Linked DNA regions of Homo sapiens: region 1 is linked to region 2. The links are chromatin loops, found by intact Hi-C in ENCODE. Cell type or tissue: endothelial cell of umbilical vein. All regions are shown on one strand.

Evidence for each region. A loop is a pair of places that touch in the nucleus more often than their neighbours do. Peaks named below come from ENCODE experiments on the same cell type or tissue, not always from the same donor. Only the 100,000 strongest peaks of a DNase experiment are listed, where the experiment ranks them.
Region 1: a loop joins it to region 2, with 3 times the contacts of the local background. A loop is called at or near these places in 1 of 110 quality-filtered maps.

The regions. Positions count from the first base shown.
Region 1 is chr6:53,856,519-53,859,018 of GRCh38, forward strand. The region is part of intron 2 of LRRC1 (leucine rich repeat containing 1); the gene reads left to right. Among named protein-coding and RNA genes, the nearest start is that of LRRC1, 63 kb to the left of the region's middle. In endothelial cell of umbilical vein, no CTCF peak of the experiment used is centred here; a DNase peak (open chromatin) is centred at 1,343; H3K27ac peaks cover 1,316 bases.
Region 2 is chr6:53,733,906-53,736,405 of GRCh38, forward strand. All of the region lies in intron 1 of LOC124901334 (a long non-coding RNA gene), which reads left to right. Among named protein-coding and RNA genes, the nearest start is that of LRRC1, 60 kb to the right of the region's middle. RefSeq lists an enhancer at 298-1,497. In endothelial cell of umbilical vein, a CTCF peak has its summit at 1,308; a DNase peak (open chromatin) is centred at 786; H3K27ac peaks cover 1,750 bases.

The sequences.
Region 1 (2,500 bases), 120 kb after region 2:
GAGACAAATATCTGCATTTGTCTCAGAAGGTCATTTCTGGGCAGATGAAATAACATGAATGTGTGTCTGAAGGTTTGAAATAGCATGATGAATTTGGGGAAATGCAAGAAATTACTGGAGCCGGTGGAAAGAGATGAAGCTAGAGAGGGAGATGACAGCAAGATCACAAAAGGCTTGTGTGTTTGCTAAGGAATATTTTCTTGAAAGCTGTGGGGAATCATGAAAGGGTTTCAGGCAGGGGAATGGCTCACATATCACCCTGGCCCTAGCAGGGAGCATGAAGTCGATTAAGGACAGCCTGGATGTGGGAGGCCAGGCATCTATGTCAGGGGTGGAGGGCCTTGAGAGGGGATCAGTAGAAGAGAAGATCTTGGACCAGGCATGAGGACAACTAGCTGGTAGCTTGCTGGAGCGGGAGGGAGAGGTTTTGGGTCTGGATAAGTTCCCACTTCCCACCACAGGTAAGATGGGAGAGGCTGAAGAAATGATCAGGTCTGAGGGTAAAAGATGAGTTTATCTGTGGACATGTGGAGGGTGAGATGCCGTTGGAGTATCTAGATGGAGCTGTTCAGTAGGCAGATGAATATAAAGTTCTGAGGCTCAGGGGAGAAACTTTAATAGGAGATACAGGTTTGAGAGTCATCCATCTGTCGGTGATGGTTCAAGCCACAGGTAGGAATGAAGTCAGTCAGGGAGAGGACATGGAATTGGAAAGGCAGATGAGCTTGCAGAATATCCCTGCTCAAGGGAAAGCAGAGAAAGAGGGGCCCTTGTAAGATTCTGAGAAGGAACAGCAGGAAGACTGGTCAGCAGTGGGGACTGGTAGTGTGGGAGCCAAGCAACAGAACGACAGAGCAGAGGTCATCACTTTAAACCTTATGGAGGTGACTGATTGCATGGGCTGGAGCTACTGTGCAGATTAATGGATGAAGCGTTGTCATCGGTGAAACTGCCCAGGCATAACCTATAGAAAGGCAGAACCTTGGGAAGCACCATTGTTAAAGGACTGGTGAAAAGAAACTTGAGTAAGAGACTGGGAAGCAACAGGCAGGGAAACAAAGAAATTCTCGAGAGCTTTTATGATGGAACTTAAGGCAGGGCAGCACATTCAGAAGGGCTGTGGTGTAAAATGGGGGCAGAGTAGTCAATAAACGTGCACTGAAAAGTTTCCGTTGGATCTGGCATTTGGGAGGTCATCTGTGACACCAAAGACAGTGTCAAAAGTGGTTCACAGCCCACATTGCTTGTTGTTTTATGCTTTTTCCCTTGACTGTTTTTGAAAGATCAGAGGAAGGCTTGAAACATATCCACAATTACCTTGAGGAAACAGCAGCGATCACTGTTTCCTGCTGGATCTGCCAGTTCTAAGGGATGTGAGCAATTATTCTGGTGGTATGTGTCTTGGACAGCTAACAATGATATAATTAATGGAGGAATTTCATAACACTCTGCTCATAATGTGTACATGTTTGATCAGCGTCTGGCATGGGTGTAAGCCATCCAGGCATTGCTGTTGCCACTACAAGGCAGACCCAGTAGGCAAAAGGTGGGAGTAGCTAGTCACCAATTATCTCCTTCTGGAGTCTGGTCGTTGGCCATGGTTAGGACCAGGGTGGTCTCTGGCCATTTCAGGTATGTTATTCCATGTTAAGTGTTGAGAACCACAGGCAGTTAGTAGTCCCTCCTTCTAAGACTCTACTAATTGCATTTATCTCATTGTGTTTCCAAGTTTATTTCACTTTGGGATTTTTTTTTTTTAATTATAAAAGCAATATATGGTCATTAGAAAAAGTCAATGGAGGCAAGTAAAAGAAAAGTCAACAGACTGCCCTTCCCACTTCCAGACTCTCCCTGCCCTGGTGGAGGGTTGCCAATGTTGGTGTCACACTGTATTGGGCTTATTTTTATGATAACCCTCTCCCCCTCTGTGTTATGAGATCATAGTGGCCAGAGACTGTCCCTCTTGTATTCATCTTTGCCTCCTTACCTTCTGCCACATGGCCTGACATAAATAATCAGGGCCCATCATATATCAGTTGCTTAAATAATCAGATAAATGAAAGAATGAGTGAATGGAGTGATTTTTTAGGCTTTGCCCTTGGGACCATTGTTTCCATCCCTTTCACTGTAATTTTAGAGATAAACTGGATACAAGAGGAGAGCACCATTTTTGTCACTTTTTGATTTGTAGGAATGCTTATTATATGGATGGTGCTGTGTGACAAGGTATGGGGTTTACAGCCCCTTTATCCTGCTAGAGGCACAGATTTATTGAATTATGTAGATAAAGTTAATCTCATTTAGAAACTGGTAGATGACTGGCAGAGAATAAATCAGAGATGATGGGTGTAGCACTTCCATGGAATTATAAGATGTAATATTTGTAATATATTTTAAGTTTTTAAAATGCTTCTTTTAAAGAACTTAAAATGTATTATAAATATCACATCTTTTAATTAGTTCTTATATTACTTCTATACAGTCTAGAAACTTACTACGC
Region 2 (2,500 bases):
AGGTCAGCCTTGTTCTTCCTGAATTGCATCTACTAGTAGGGTCCTTTAGGGGTGCACTCTCAATTGTTATTATTATTTAATGATGGTTTAGTTGGGCATAGAACTTTAGTTTGATAACTATGCATCTCAAAGATATTAGTACACTTACAGTGTTGCTTATATCAATGTAATTATTGTTCATTTTGGTTAACTGACTTTTTGCTTATGAAGATCTTTGTCTTTGACATTTTGTTGTTTCATTACATTTTGTTTTGTTGTTGACACTAGGAATGAACTTATTTTTATTTTTCTTGATCAGGACTTTTTAAACTTTGTGAATCAGACAATTTATGTTTCAAAAATTTTAGACAATTTAGTCATTGCATCTTCAAATTTTGCCTCTTCCTCATTTTTTCCATGTTTTCCTTCTGGAACTTTTACTGGACATCTTTTCATTTTATCCTCTACATCTCTCCCTTTTTATTCATGTTTTTTGTCTCAATCTCTTTGGAATTCATGCTCAGAGCTATCTTCCAGTTTGCTAATGCTTACTCCAGTTGCATATTCCAACTAATGCTATTCCAGCTAATGTTATCTTCCAGCTTCCTTTGCTCTTTCTAATGCGTCAATTAAGTTTTCAGCTTCAATGAATATACTTTTCTTTTCTAAGCACTGTGTTTGTTTATTCCGTCAACTTTGCAGTTGCATTTTTCTCCTTTTTTTTTTTATTGTGTTACGTCTTTAATCATTCTAAAGATACCTGTTTTATTGCCTATGTCTGACTCACCGGAAATTCCTAGGTATCCAGTCATGCTGTTTGTGGTATCTGCTGCCTCTTGCTCCTGGTAGCTTGAGTGTTTCATAAATATAGATTGCGAATTTATCAACACTGAGCCTTTAACTGTGAGGATCCTGTGAGGCCTGGATCGAAGGTGTGATTCTGCAGCAAAGTTTTACAACTGCCTCCGTCGAATGCCCCATGGGTAGAAAACCAGGCTTCATTTTTACATGAATTGCTTGATTGAGAGTTCTTGAGCTATAAAAGATAAGCCCTGAATCCACGTGGGGGCAGGTCTTGATCAGGAACACTCAGGGCAGACTTTCTTTTTCCTCACTCAGAACCCAGACTGAAATAAACAAAATACCTTGTCATCTCCCTGTCAGTGGGTGGATTTATTTAAGGACCTCTCTATTACTGAAAATAGAGTCCTTCAAGAGTCCCCTACTGGTGTTTCAGTTCCAGCTCCCAGCCTTATATATGTGTGGAGCCAGGACCTCATCTGCCATCTCCACGCATGCATTGGCTCTGAGCTAGTGCGATGGCGCCCCCTTCCTGTCTCCCACTTCCCTCCCAGGACAACCGCAGGCTTCCTGTCTCTGTACTGCTCTGGTTTGTGACCTGTTTCAATTTTAGCTCCTGAACATTTCTTGTACTATCTTATAAAGTCAGTGCTTTTAAAAGTATGTTTTGTATATTTTTTTCCAACATTTCTAGATGTTTTATAATGGAGGCTCTACATTTTTCTATATTGTTAGAAATGTAAACTCTTATATATACTTTTACGAATAGATCCCAAAGAAGTTTTTAACTTGGTGAAATCATCTTGTTATGTGAAAATGTGGCCATCATAGCTGGCTAACATGCTAAAGAGGATTAGCCTTGGTGAACATGCTACTAACTCAAAAAGTTATAATAGGGTGCTTGAGATAATACAGGGGAAAGGTAATGCCTTTTGAGGGACTAGATAGTCAAGCAGAATATCGTAAACTGAAGGAATCTTGGAGATTAATGTATTCATTCATTCATTCATTCATTCATTCATTCATCAGTTACCTGATGCATGCCTATGACCCAGAAACTGTTGGGTAACATGCAGTTTCTTCTCATCAAGATCATCTTCTGTAGCACACGGTGAATAATAAACAGATGATTAAGTAACATAGTTATAGACGGTGATAAAAGCTGCACACTTTTAAGATGAAGACTGGGAGGCATCAGCCTCCATGAAGAAGTAACAGTTGAGCTGAACCCTAAATCATGAGAAAGAGTTAGCCATGAGAAGAGGAGGAAGCAGCACCTAGACGGAAAGGCAATGTGATTCGGTTGGCGGGCGGAAAGCACAGGAAACCCCAGTGAGAAACCAGAGCAGACAGAGGGTTCTGAGAACACAGAAACCAGCTTAGCCAGAGTTGGCCCTGGTGGGACTCTGATTATACCTTCTGTATTCTCCAGTCCTCACCCATCACATACCACTAATGCCCTTGACAGCTGTCCTATTCAGCCTTGTCTTTAAGCAAGCTGTTATCTACCACATCAAATACCTCCAAGTGCCCACATGAGCCATAAGAAGACCTAGAACACCTGCTTCTGGGGTATTTTAGACATCTTGCTCCAAATCCATAGAGCCTCTGCAATTAATGAAATTATCTAGGAGTTCTTGCACCTGTTGTTTTTATGTAATTCTGTCTGTGCTCACTCGAATAACTACTAATTATGTTCTAGCATAATAAATAAAAATTT